3 separate regions of the Homo sapiens genome follow, and regions 1 and 3 are each linked to region 2. Evidence: chromatin contacts called from ENCODE Hi-C or POLR2A ChIA-PET data. All regions are on one chromosome and are shown on one strand. The core of a region is the stretch at or near the end of the contact, and the rest is flanking DNA. Distances in the headings are between cores, read along the strand shown. Region 1 holds the start of DICER1 (dicer 1, ribonuclease III). Region 2 holds the start of TCL1A (TCL1 family AKT coactivator A). Region 3 holds the start of AK7 (adenylate kinase 7).

Region 1 (4,425 bases), core at 335-2,834, 560 kb before region 2:
ACTTTGCAAAATAAACTGGCTATTCCAGAACCTAATTTCCAAAGATATCAATAATATTGAAAATTACTATTCTCTAGGACCTGGCTTATCCCGAACCCATCTTTTAATAAACTGAGTTTTTTGGTGAGGATGTATATTTTTATTTAGAAAACTTAACGTTTACACCAATACATATTCAATATAGCTAACCTGTTTTAACAGCACATTTTTAACAATATTTTCCGAGTTGCTTAAATCCTAACCTGAGTCCTTTTCCACTGTTTGAAAACAAGCACCACGAAGACACCTGACAATCAGGATTGTAAAGATTCAGAATATTCGAAGACAGAAGCATAGGCGTCCAAGTGATCCTCTTTCATCAGATGAATGTTTTTAAAACCTGAAAGTCCTAAGAACACTTACTTATCGTGTAGACCAGTAACGTGTCCCTTTAACCACAACTCTCTCCACAAAAGCACGGAGTTAACACTACACAAATAGGACCCTCCAACTCATCTCCACGTTTCCGCGGATCTTCAGGTTCCTAAGGACACACTCAGTGGTTTGCTGGCTCTGACCTCCAGGCAGAGCCATCAGGGCAACTCAGCTTTTCTGGACAATCTACAGAAATCTGATGTGCTAACTTAAAACATACACTGATTTCCCCAAAATCAAAAACCCTGAAGAAAGGGTCCTCCGCAGGGTCTAGGCATTTTGGCACAAAAACATCTGAGGGGAGAGGCAAAAGAATGGCCTCGGCCCCTGCCCGCCCCCCAGGGCCCCAATCTGGTCCCCTGACAGTAATCACACAGGACCCTCCCGGGAGGGACCGAGAGCCCAGCTTCGTCCCCTCCGGGCGCGGCACAGCGGCCCCATCAGAGGAGGGCCCCAGGGTGCTCCGGCAGGTCAGGCGCGCGTCTCCACCTCCGCTGCTCCCGCGCCACCTTAGCGCGCGTGACGGGACCTGTCAAGAGCCCCAGGCCTCGCCAGGCCGGGGAGTGGACAGGCGCCGGCATCCCCCACCACGCCACGGCGGCCCGGAAAGTCTCCCAGGGCTGCCTCGCGGGGAGGCGCCGGGGTCCGGGCCCAGGAGCAGAGCCGAGGCGGGCAGACGCCGGGTCCACAGGCCGCGCTGTGCGGGACGACGAGGCAGGCGAGGCCGCGCCCTTCGTCAGCGCCCGCCAGGCCCGGACGCGCGGCTCGGGGCCATGGCCGGCACGCGGGCCTCCGCGCGGAGGCGGGAGCGCGGCCAGGCGACCCGCTCCCCGCCCCGGACACAAAGCTGCTCCGCGGGAGCCCGCCTCACCTGCAGCACGGGGCGCCGCGGGCCTTCGAGAACCATCGGACCCCGCTCCGGCGCGCGCGTCACAGCCCAGGCCTCCCGGAGCCGCCCGGCGCCGCCGCCCCCGCCGCCATTTCCTCGCGCTCGCCGTCGCCTCGTCCCCGCTGTCAGGTTACTCCATTCACCTGGGCCTGCAGCAGCCTGCGCCGCGCCTCCGCCTCGACCCCTCCCGCCGGCGCCTGCGGAGACTGCGCAGCGCCCGGCTGGCCGGCAGCCAGCGCACGGCCCGCGGCAACGGCGCACAGCCGCTTGGAGAATCCCACTGGCTCCCGCACCGCCCCTCCGCGCCCCCACGCTCCGCTCGCCCCGTGGCGGCATGAGAGCGAGCCTGTGATTGGACAGGGCCTGGCGGTGAAAGGTTAATCCCGGCCCCCCAGCCACTCAGGAGCAGGGAGACAGCGGGCGCGCGCGCGGAGGCCGGAGAGGCGTTTGCGGCCCAGCGCCTGGACTGGACCTTGGCGTTGGGCCGCAGTTGCCCGGAGTTTTTGGGGCCCCCGGGAACCCGCGCGCCGAGGCCGGCTAAGTTTGGCAGACTCTCTGAGCTCTCGGAATTCGACTGCCTCCATTGTTGCTCCTTCTGGCACCCACAGACCGTAACGTGGCCGTAATTGTTTCCCGGAGAGCTTAGCTTCCCTCTGAGCACCTCCCTCCCCTTTTTAAAGTACCTTCCCACTCGCCTGCGTTTCCTCGCGTTAGTGGTGCAGGGGCCTCCGCATTTGGGGAAATAACAAACACCCACTTCCGCCCCCCACCCCAACCGGGATCCCCAGATAATGAGAAATAGATGGTGGCCCTCTGTTTGTAAGCTGTTCATTTGCATAGGTCGGAACCGCGCACCACAGCTTGAAGCTAGGAATTAAAATATCGGTGGGAATTAAATAAGTGGCTGGCTTAAAGAACATCTTCTTAATTTATCCCCAAATGTAGACATCTCTTCAGTGGACCCCCTGATAGGCCGGTTTGCTCCAGGTGAGGTGTGCTCACAGCAACTGCAACCGTGTTTCTTTCAGACCATGGGCGTGAGCAGAACCTACTATGCGCCCCTGCTGCCTGGGCTGTGCTGTTCAGTTTGGGGCCACCAGCCCCACATGGCTCCTGAGCACTTAAAGTATGGCTAGTCGGAATCGAGATATATGCATTCTTTACCAAATAATGTTCAAAAAATTGTTACATGTTGAAGTGATAAACTTTTTCCATATATTGGGATAAAAGTTTTATTTGTTTATTTTTTAGTGTGGGTTCTACAGAATTTTAAATGTCACCTGTGGCCTGCATTATATTGCCATTGGGCAGGCTGATCTAGGGCTTGCATGCCTGTGATCCTTAGGTGCACCCTGTGAGGTAGGTGCTTTAACTGTGTGCACCCTGTGAGGTAGGTGCTTTAACTGTGTGCACATTGTGAGGTAGGTGCTGAAACTGCTTCCTGTTTTTTTTTTTTTTTTCTTTTGAGACGGAGTCTCACTCTGTCTCCAGGCTGGAGTGCAGTGGTGCGACCTGGGCTTACTGCAATCTCCGCCTCCCAGGTTCAAGTGATTCTCCTGCCTCAGCCTCCCGAGTAGCTGGGATTACAGGGGCACGCCACCACACCCAGCTAATTTTTGTATTTTTAGAAGAGACGGGGTTTCACCATGTTGGCCATGATGGTCTCGATTTCTGACCTTGTCATCCGTCCGCCTTGGCCTCCCAAAGTGCTGGGATTACGGGCGTGAGCCACCGTACCCAGCCTGCTTCCTGTTTTAACAGACGAAGAAATGGAATAACTTCCAACAAGTAAGTAGCCAGTAAGTGAACAACTGAGATTTGAACCCACGTAGTCTGGCTTTGAGGCTGGTGTGCTCAGTCATTACTGTGCTAAAATTTTGATAATATATTTACTATGAATTGGCTTAAGGTTTCACTTGAAAGTAGCATATTTATGGGCAAAATTAGGAAGTAGGATGCTCCTGGCAGACCCATGTATTTAAAAAAGTAGTTTCTTATATGTCAAGCACGGTGAGCATGTCATACCTTTAAGACCCCAGTCATACATATAAGGTTTTCTTTGTAGCTAGGAATTAAAATATCGGTGGGCGTTAAATAAGTGTCTGGCTTAAAGAACATCGTCTTAACTTATCCCCAAATGTAGATATCTCTTCGGTGGACTCCCTGATAAGCCTTTATGAGAAGGACAGCATCTCAGTATGGGGGTAGGCACTGGACTCTATTGGCAGTGGAAATTTGTGGGCTGGTACAACTTCAGCCCCTCTGGTTGCCCTCTTGCAATCTGTCAAGACTAGCCAGGCTGCTTGTTCCATCAGCAGGTATACCTGATTTTTTTATTTTTTTAATTTTATGTATTTGTTTTTTTCTTTTTTGAGGCAGAGTTTCACTCTTGTCGCCCAGGCTGGAGTGCAATGGCGCAATCTCGTCTCACTGCAACCTCTGCCTCCTAGGTTCAAGCGATTCTTCTGCCTCAGCCTCCCAAGTAGCTGGGTTACAGGCATGTGCCACCACGCCCGGCTAATTTTTGTATTTTCAGTAGAGACGGGGTTTCACCATGTTGGCCAGGCTGGTCTCGAACTCCTGACCTGCCTCGGCTTCCCAAAGTGGTGGGATTACAGGCATGAGCCACTGCGCCTGGCCGGTTTGTCTGATTTTTATCAATTTCAGTTTTTATTTTTAAAATAAATAGTATATCCATATTATTCATTTATCAGAAAGCCTATAAAAGATACACAGTGGAAAAAGATGTCCCTCACACCTGTCCTAGTGTCACAAATAGGTGACCACTGTTTCCTGCTCATTCTTCAAAATGTTTATGTATATATGAGCCAAGATATGCCCTTTGTGTTCCTTGTTTAGAAAAATGCCGGCATGCCATACATATTTACTCCACCTTGTGTTTTTTACTTAATGTATCCGGGGGGCATGTTTATAGTAACACATAGAGAGCTCCTTGCTGTTTTTTCAACCCCCTTAACATATTATTGCAGGTATATCCATACCATAATTTACCAATTCTCTATTGATGGACATTTAGACTTTAAGTCTTTTGGAATTAAAAGTTGATCCATTTGGAATCGATTTAATATATAGGGTGAGGTATAGATCCAAATTAATTTTTT
Region 2 (4,572 bases), core at 467-2,966:
AAAGGACAGGGCATACTTTCAGGTTCCGCTTGCCAGGGCTTCTCCAGGCGCAGAAAACCGGAATCCCTCCTGCCAGCCATCCACCCATCTGGGCAGGGGTCCGAGTGTGAAATGATGGTCATCACTGTTCCCTGAAGCTCACTTCCTTAGGCCATGCATGCTCCTCTCAGGGACTCTGGCTGGGCCAGGACCACCAGCACACACACGTGTCTAGCCACCCAGACAGGGCCATGAAAGGCACACTTTTTTCTGGCGGGTTGCAGCGGCTCACACTTGTAATTCCAGTGCTTTGGAAGGCAGAGGCAGGAGGATCGCTTGAGGCCAGGAGTTTAAGACCAGCCTGGGTCACAGAGCGAGACCCTGTATCTACAGGAAAAAAAAAAAACAACAAAGAAAGAAAGAGAGAAAAAGAATACTGGCCTTTTCAATGATGTGAGGCAAAATCTGTCCCACAGTTTGCTAGTGGGTTATTTTTTGTGGAGCATGTATCATGATTTTATGAAAAACTGTCTGGTTCGTGGTTTTGGTGTCACGTTGAAGAAGAGATTTCTCAGAGATTTAAAAAAAGAAATCCACTGAATCTTCAAATTATTTCTTCAAATTTTGATTTTAAAAAAGTAAGTATTTAACTTGATTTTTAAAGTAAAAACATATTTAAAAAATTGAAATGCCAATAAAAATGCAGATTTTGTGGTGGTTAAGAGCCTAGAATTCCAACCCCATTACCTACTAGCAATCTTACCTCGGACAAATGTACATTTTTGTGCCTCAGTTTCCCATCTGTAGAGACACAGTCAACACTCAATAATTTTTGATTGCTACTGGACATACGTGTTCTAATATATTTTTTAATTTTTATGCTTTCTTCAGTGTATGTTTGGAGAGAGTTTGAACATTTTTTGACTCTTTTTCATTGAGTAAATCCAAATACTTGTAAAAGACTTATCTATTTCTTTAACAAAAACTTAACATGGATTAAGGACCCATCTTAAGGCATCACACATTAAAAAAGTCAATATTGATTCAATACCGGCGCTTATACTACGACATCACTTGTTAAATTTGTTTTCTAAATAAAGCCCAGAGGTAGTGGAAAATACTTCACACTCTAGGCCAGTGTTTGCTATGCCTGGTTGACCCTAAACTGTTGAGGGTTCTTTTTAAAAATACAGATTTCTGGGACCCACCTGAGATGATTCCGATAATCGGCCATATGGATGAGTCACTTAGAGATACCCATTTTTAAGGATTAGGACCCCGAAGCCCAGAAAATGCCTGCTGTAGTCAACATTATAGTCACACTCCACAGGCACTGGGTCCACCCCTTTGACCGACATTCCTTTGCGGTTTTCCCACCCTTCTTCCCTGCCTGGAGAACTCCTATTCATCCTCCAGAGCCCGGCTCAAAGTGGCTTCATCTGTGGGGATCCTCCCTGCCCCATAGTGAGTGCTCCTTGAGTCCTCGCCCTTCCTAGGGCATCCCAAGCTCCCAGGGGCTGCCCCTGCTGCCTCGCCATCCGCTCCAAAGCTGGCTGTACCTCGATGGTTAAGGGCAGCCAGGCGTGCTGCTTCTCGTCCAAATACACGAACTTCTCCCAGGCCCACAGGCGGTCCGGGTGGTCGGTGACTGCCTCCCCGAGTGTCGGGCACTCGGCCATGGCGTCCTCGGGCCGCCTAAGAAGCAAGAGCCAGAGCCTCTCAAGGCCGCTCGCTGGTCCCTGGGATGTGGGGCCGACCCTTTATATCCGGGCAGCATGCGGCCGCCACCAAGCGGCGGGGCGGGAGGACGGCCTTGGGGCGGGACCCCGGGTCGGGAGAACGACCTTGGGGCGGGGCGTAAGGCAGGATGGGGCGGGGTTTGTGGGGGTCTTGGTGGCAAGTGAGGGTCCCGCGCAGGCGCTACGTCCCGGCCTGACTTGCTCCCTGGAACGGTGGCAGCTCCTGGGAACGCAGACCCGGCCCCAGCTGGCCCGCGCCTTCCTCGAGGCCCCGGCCAGCAGCGACACCGACCGCCGCCCTCTGCTGCTGCTGGAGAGGCACCGGGGTGACCTTGGCCCTTTCTTCTTCTGGAAGACCCCCCCGCTTCCCTCGGCTGCCGGACCGGGACTCTGGGCCTCTGCTGGGAACTCACAGTCGACACCAGGATGCCCAGAGCCAGGACCCACTCCTCATCTTATGGGATCAGAAGAGACCCGCGCGGGCCTGAGTTAGGCCTGGGCTTTCCCGGGTTCCCTGGATCTCCACCAGCCTGTGCCTTTGAGTGTCAGAGTACGTTTTTTGGCAAAGGACAACTCCTGACGCTCCCTCTCCCTCTTCCATACACAAAGCATGCGTTTTCCACAGGTCTGATGTGCTGTGGACATCTAATAGCTATTACAAAATGGAGAATCATGGGTTTTTGCCCTTGGGCTTTGAGTTTACTAGTGAAAGCATAGTTCGAAATGAATACTTAAAAAGAAATCCCTCCTTCCACCCTAAGATCAATGGATTTGAAAAGTGCCTGGTTTATATGATCAAAACCACCCCTCTGTAAATTACAAGCAATAAGGAAAACAATTTCACTTTATTTTGCAGTAACGCATTCCCACTAAGGCAATTAAGAAAGTCATGCACAATGAAAAACATGTGAAACCAGCTCCAGCCTGGTTCAAACATCACCATGGGATGGAGTTTGGTGTCTCATCTTCCAGCTCTTTCCCAGTTCTCTGACCAGGCACTAAGAACATAATTTGTGATCCTTTGAAATATCACCAAAGTGGAAATTAAGAGATCTGATGAGGACATCTGATTCACCTGGCAGCTGGGTATCTGCCTCTTTGCCTATCCAGAGAGCCTAATTCCCAAGAAGGGGCTGAGAGGGCCTAAGGTAGTCGAGACATAATGGGATTTACCAGGAACACAACATAGAAGAGAAAAGCCAAGGGAAGTTGGGGGTGGAGTGAGGGCCCTTGAGCTCAGCAAACCTCTTTTCCACTGTAGCCCTTAGTGGTGTTAATATTTAATATGCAAACTTAAAGGTTTCATGCTGATTTTCCTGTGAATGGCTCTTGACTCCAGACCTAGATAGCCACAGAGCAAGATGACAAGCTCGCTAATAAGCTCTGTTGGGGAGGTCTCAGCCCAGGCCAGAGCTGTGAAGTGAGAAATAAGTCCAGTTTAAATAGTGCTGCTGGGATGGACTTTTGTGGCCAGGGAAGGGGTACCCAGGAGCCAGTGTGGCCACTGACCCAGCCTCATCAATGGCCCTAGGATCCAGAATGCCACAAACAATGGAGCAAGAATCAGATCTGTGTGTCTGGGTAAGCAGAATGTTCTGAGAATATAATTCCTTTTTCCTTCTTTTGTAAGAACAATTTATTTCTTCAGTTTTGCATGAGGGCTTCTTAATATTGAGCAAGAATATACATCATTATTGCGTGAGATTTAGAAAATTATTTGAGAGAGGGTTCCAATAAATGAAAATGAATTAAGGATGTCTGTGGAGTTCATTGGGCAACTTATAGAGCCCTTGAGCTTTTTTAAGTGAACATTCCACAAGAGGGGAAACAGTAGCTATTGCATAGTCTCAGAGCTGTCTCTGAGCCTCCGTGGCATGTTATCTGCCCCATCTAAGGGTTATAAAGGCCATAAGCCTAGCTTTAGAATTTTATGTTCCTTTCCAAGTCTTTGTTAGTCTGATTTCCCTGAGGATAAGCAAATGGATGTTTCACACAGAAAGCTACAGGAAGCAATCATTTTGACAGAATCCTTAATGGATGCGTTCATGTCCTGATTTAGATCTAGTTTTGCCTTTACCACGATCACCTGTGAACTTGACAAATCCTTTGCAACTTGGCCTCAGTGCCATAGTTTTGTAATGAATGGGGCAAAATACCTGCTCTCTAAGCTTGTTTCTAACTCAGTAGGCCCCAATCCTCCTATAACATTGCCTAGTGGGAGGAGGGAATAGTTAAGAAAAGAGATGGACAAAATATATGATGTTAGTTCAGGAATGCCTACAGTTTTTGGTACAGTGGCTGTAGATCAAGGACCCCAGTGGAATTCATGGGAGCCATTCTTCTTGTTTGGGTTCCAAAGAAGGGGTTGAGGAGTAGTCAAGGCCATCAGGATGACCTTGACTCAAAGTGTTGTCCCTGGACCAGCTACAGTAGCATCACCTGGAGCTCGTAAGAATGACAGAATCTGGAGCCTCCCCCAAGACTACTGAGTCAGAATCTGTATTGGAACAAGACCCCCAGGTGATTCACGGGCATGGTAAATGTTGGGCTATATGGAGGGAGGGTCAAGAGGGAGAGATAGGGGGTGTCTGATTCAACACACCAGTGCCCTCCAGATTTCTCCAACTATGACACAGGACTTATATCGGTGTTTGTGTATCATTTACTTCCAGGCTATCTTATTTTCTGCCAAAATCACCTCTAATATATAGAGTGTTTTCCTCTTAAAAGAAAATCCTAGTAACCAAGGTCATCCTCACCAACCCTGGGGTCCTTGATTGTCAATGATTATAGCAAGCTGGAAAGAGCCTATTTAGAGGCTACTTAGGTGTTTAGGCCTTTGGGCCCTATGATG
Region 3 (4,407 bases), core at 1,882-4,381, 680 kb after region 2:
GTGTTAATAAAAACCATCACATTAATTTTGTGTTTATACGAAAACTGATTTTAAAAGAGGGAAAGAATAACAAACATGTTAGTTGGTATACTAGAATTAGTAGAATCTCTGGCCTGGGTGTGGTGGCTCACACCTGTAATCCCAGCACTTTGGGAGGTTGAGGTGGGTGGGTCACCTGAGATCAGAAGTTTGAGACCAGCCTGGCCAACATGGTGAAACCATCTCTACTAAAAATGCAAAAATTAACTGGGTGTGGTGGCACACACCTGTAATCCCAACTCCTGGGGAGGCTGAGGCAGGAGAATTGCTTGAACCCGGGAGGCAGAGGTTGCAGTGAGCCAAGATTGCCCCCTGCACTCCAGCCTGGGCGACGAGTGAGACTCAATGTCAAAAAAAAAAAAAAATAGAATCCCCTTTTTTAACCTACCAATATATATAAAATTATCTAGAAGCTATCCCCCCTGTAACTGTGGCAAGCTCATTTCATGAAAGAAACAGGTAAGTTAAATATTTCATTGTACCATGACTGGTTGAATAACTTTCAAAGTGTTTACCTGCTTAACTGCATATCAACAAGGAATGCAGAGATAAACTAAAAATTTGAAAATGAATCGTGAATTTTAGAATAGTTGAACTAGTAAGTCATTTGAAAGAATGCTGAAGTATATTTTCTAAGTTTTGCACTAATTTTGCATGAATACTTTTACATTTAAACTGACATTACTTTCTTGTTGATTAAAGAAAAGCAAAAAATTGCCGGGCCTGGGGGCTCACACCTGTAATCTCAACACTTTGGGAGGCCGAGGCGGGTGGATCACAAGGTCAGGAGTTCAAAACCAGCCTGGCCAAAATGGTGAAACCCCCATTCTCTACTCAAAATAGAAAAACTAGCCGGGTGTGGTGGCACGCGCCTGTAATCCCAGCTACTGGGGAGGCTGAGGCAGGAGAATGGCTTGAACCCAGGAGGCAGAGGTTGCAGTGAGCCGAGGTCGCGCCACTGCACTCCAGCCTAAAGGATAGAGCAAGACTCCATCTCAAAAAAATAATAAATTTGGTATGAGCAAACTGTTCCCAAATTGAGTTGGCAAAACTTCAAAGCGTTAGTTTATCAAAACAAGTTTTAATGAGAGTTGCATGTATAGAAAAGAAAATGGGGTGGGGACAGAAAAACGAAATATAAAGGCTCCCATCTGTACAAGTGTGCCTTAGCCTTGCAGGAAAAAAAAGCAATAATTTCACCTTTGGCGACCACTTCAGAAAATGCTTCACATATGTCTTATTTAATCCTAACAGCCTTGTTAGGCTGGTGGTATCACTCCTATTTTACAGACAATTTAACAGCATAGGGAAAGTTAAAAGATTGGTCCCAGCCTCCCACAAATCACTGGAGAGCTGAAACTCAAAGCCAAGTCTCATGAGTGCCTGAAAGCCCAGAGCCTCCAAGCTGTCTGAAGATGTTGGGCCACCTCCGTTTTTTGAAACAACCAGTATTTTTTAAAAAGAAGAAGGCCAGGTGGGGTGCCTCACACCTGTAAATCACAGCACTTTGAGAGGCCGAGGCGGGTGGATCACTTGAGGCCAGAAGTTCAAGACCAGCGTGACCAACATGCTGAAAACCTGTCTCTACTAAAAATACAAAAATTAGCCGGGAACGGTGGTAGGCGCCTGTAGTCCCAGCTACTTCGAAGGCTGAGGCAGGAGAATCGCTTGAACCCGGGAGGCGAGGTTGCAGTGAGCTGAGATTATGCCATTGCACTCCAGTCTGGGTGACAGAGCGAGACTCCATCTCAAAAAAATAAATTAAAAATAAAAAGAACAAGAACGCTGGCGTGGTGGCTCATGCCTGTAATACCAGCACTTTGGGAGGACGAGGCAGGAGAGTTTCTTGAGCTCCGGAGTTAGAGACTAGCCTGGGCAACAAACATAGTGAGACCCTGTCTCTATTAAAAATAATAAAAAGAACGAGAAGAAACCACGCACACACAATTGCTGCAAGTGTTAAATATTTGCATTTAAGGAGTTAATGCTTAAGGCATGAAAACAGTTCAATATGATCAGGCTATTCCAAGGGAACTGCGTATTCTTAGTCCACCACAACCTTTATGGTCCAGTGATCACCGAGGTGAATGTTATCTTTTAATTTGTGGATTTATCTCAGCAACTGCATGTATAATCTCTTGTGGAACGGTCAAGTCTAAATTTCTTCCCTTGGTGAATGTGAGCGAATCCCGGGCGCCTACGGGCTCTGGTCGCCCCCAGCCGACACCAGGGGTCTTCCCGGAACGTGCGTCTGGAAACAACCCCCAAGGGAGCTGAGCCGGCGGACCAAGCCGCACCTGCCGCAAGGCGGGACCACGCTAGCGTCGCTCGGGTGTTCGGGAGCCCGAAACTCCATGGCAACAGCTTTTCTTCGCAGCTGAGGCTTACGTCCCGTCGCCCCGGCCAGACCACCCCATGGGAGCGTGCTGAGTAACTCCCACGTGTCGGGGAGAGGCCTAGGCTGTGGGCCATTCCCTCTTCTTCAGAATTCTCATTATTTTTAGTCATCGGGTCAAGCGGACACAGGGATGTGTTTCCAGACTTTCCGAACAATGGAGATTAAAAAGGCACAGCAATCACATGGCCCCCCGGGACAGACGCCCAGGGAGCTTCGGAAAGAAACCATGCACTGCCCAAGGGCTCCCAGTGGGCAGCAAGCCAGGGTGAGACCCGGGCTGCACGCGCGGCGCCGCGGAAAGCACTCGCAGGGACATCCGCCTGGCGCCCAGCAGCCGACAGCGCGCGCAGTTGCGAGCCCTGAGCCCCGCTTCGCCCGGCGCGCCCCGCCCAGCCCACTGCACTACACACCCCGCCCTGCCCGGCATGCCCCGCCCAACCCCCCGGCACGACTCGCCCCGCCCTACCCGGCACGCCCCGCCCAGCGACCGGCACAGCCTGCCCCGTCCCGCCTGGCACGCCCTGATTAGCGCCGGGCACGACACGCACCGCCCCGCCCGGCACTCCCTGCTTCGCCCACGACACGCCCCTCCCCGCCCGGCAAACTGCCCGGAGCCAAGGCCCCGCCCCCAGAGAGAACCTGCCCCGCCTCCCTGGCCCGGGCCCCGCCTCCTTGGCAAGCGAGTGGCGCTTTCACCTTAGCAACCAGCGCGGCTCCCACCATGGCTGAAGAAGAGGAAACTGCTGCTCTCACGGAGAAGGTTATCCGGACCCAGAGGGTGTTTATAAACCTGTTGGATTCCTACAGCAGCGGAAACATCGGGAAGGTGAGCGGCGGCGGCGGCCCAGAGCCTCACGCCAGCTCTCAGCTCCCAGCCCTCGGCCCCCGGTCCGCAAACCCAGCGAGGGTCTGCGCCCCAGGGCGCTGTCGGGGCCTTTCCTCAGGGAGGGTCCCGCGTCCTGGGCACCACCAATGCCCCCTGGACCCCAGTCCGCACCCAGGCTGGTCAAGAGATTCTACATGGAAGCTCAGGTGTCTGGAAATCACTGGTCCATCCCCTGTTCCTCCTTTTAATGAGGGGAAACTGAGGCTAAGAGGCAGGGACTTGCCCAAGATCACATAGAGAGTTGAGGCCAGAACCTGGACAGAGACTCCAGGTCTCTTGCCCCCTCCTAGGTTCTCTTTCTACCCTTCCATCGATTTTGAAGCAGGCAGCTAAACGAGAAAATAAATCAATTTTTTTTTTTTGAGACGGAGCCTTGCTCTGTCGCCCAGGCTGGAGTGCAGTGGCGCGATCTCGGCTCACTGCAAGCTCCGCCTCCCGGGTTCACGCCATTCTCCTGCCTCAGCCTCCGAGTAGCTGGGACTACAGGCGCCCGACACCGCGCCCGGCTAATTTTTTGTATTTTTAGCAGAGACGGGGTTTCACTGTGTTAGCCAGGATGGTCTCGATCGATCTCCTGACCTCGTGACCCACCCGTCTCGGCCTCCCAAATTACAGGCCGAGTAAATCCAAAAGGGATTACAGGCGTGAGTAAATCAAATTTTTATATTGCCCATGAAGCGTTTTTCATTCATCCATCCCTTCAATATATGGTTTTTGAGCATCTATTATGGACCAGACACTGTTTGGGTCCCCGAGTTCCATTAAGTTTCCTCACCTTTCTGTGTCTTTATCCCTGGAAAATGAAGATATTCAGAAAAAGGGCTCTGGGGCCCTTCATGCTAATATGATCAGTTGTCAAAAGAAAGCCATGATTTTATCATTCCCTGTGGGTAGGACCCGTCCATCTGAATTCTGTCCTCTAGAGCTACAGAGAAATCTAATCTCACCCTGGACAGACTTCTCTGAGGCTAATGACTGCACTTTCGAACAGGACAAATCTGCTTAAAATAGGATGAGGCTACAGTACGTACAATCTGTATTAGTTTTCTAGGGCTGTGGTAACCAATTGCCACAAACTGGATGA

What was found. Hi-C counts contacts between places; a loop is a spot of excess contacts on that map. ChIA-PET counts read pairs that join two places held with the same protein, here RNA polymerase II (POLR2A). Pooled maps may share reads with other maps.
Region 1: a pooled map shows a loop between it and region 2 (2.9-fold over the local background). The contact joins the promoter of DICER1 here to the promoter of TCL1A in region 2. A Hi-C loop is called at or near these places in 7 of 37 single-sample maps with no recorded cell type and 5 of 50 pooled maps. POLR2A ChIA-PET finds 5 or more read pairs at or near these places in 1 of 52 experiments (AG04449).
Region 3: a loop to region 2 is called in a pooled map, with 3 times the contacts of the local background. The contact joins the promoter of AK7 here to the promoter of TCL1A in region 2. A Hi-C loop is called at or near these places in 3 of 37 single-sample maps with no recorded cell type and 3 of 50 pooled maps.

The regions. Positions count from the first base shown.
Region 1 is chr14:95,155,945-95,160,369 of GRCh38, forward strand. It overlaps DICER1 (dicer 1, ribonuclease III), which reads right to left and starts at 1,585. Exons shown (of 27, transcript NM_177438.3): 1 at 1,286-1,585. DICER1-AS1 (DICER1 antisense RNA 1) reads left to right here and starts at 1,744. Exons shown (of 4, transcript NR_015415.1): 1 at 1,744-1,914; 2 at 2,249-2,290; 3 at 2,932-3,091. RefSeq lists silencers at 876-1,235, 1,296-1,755 and enhancers at 1,846-1,945, 1,986-2,055.
Region 2 is chr14:95,712,409-95,716,980 of GRCh38, forward strand. It overlaps TCL1A (TCL1 family AKT coactivator A), which reads right to left and starts at 1,717. Exons shown (of 4, transcript NM_021966.3): 1 at 1,539-1,717. The coding sequence starts at 1,658. LOC107984703 (a long non-coding RNA gene) reads left to right here and starts at 3,075. Exons shown (of 3, transcript NR_148060.1): 1 at 3,075-3,299. RefSeq lists enhancers at 1-77, 118-337, 1,452-1,501 and a silencer at 1,732-1,971.
Region 3 is chr14:96,388,997-96,393,403 of GRCh38, forward strand. It overlaps AK7 (adenylate kinase 7), which reads left to right and starts at 3,132. Exons shown (of 18, transcript NM_152327.5): 1 at 3,132-3,263. The coding sequence starts at 3,159. RefSeq lists a silencer at 2,692-3,201.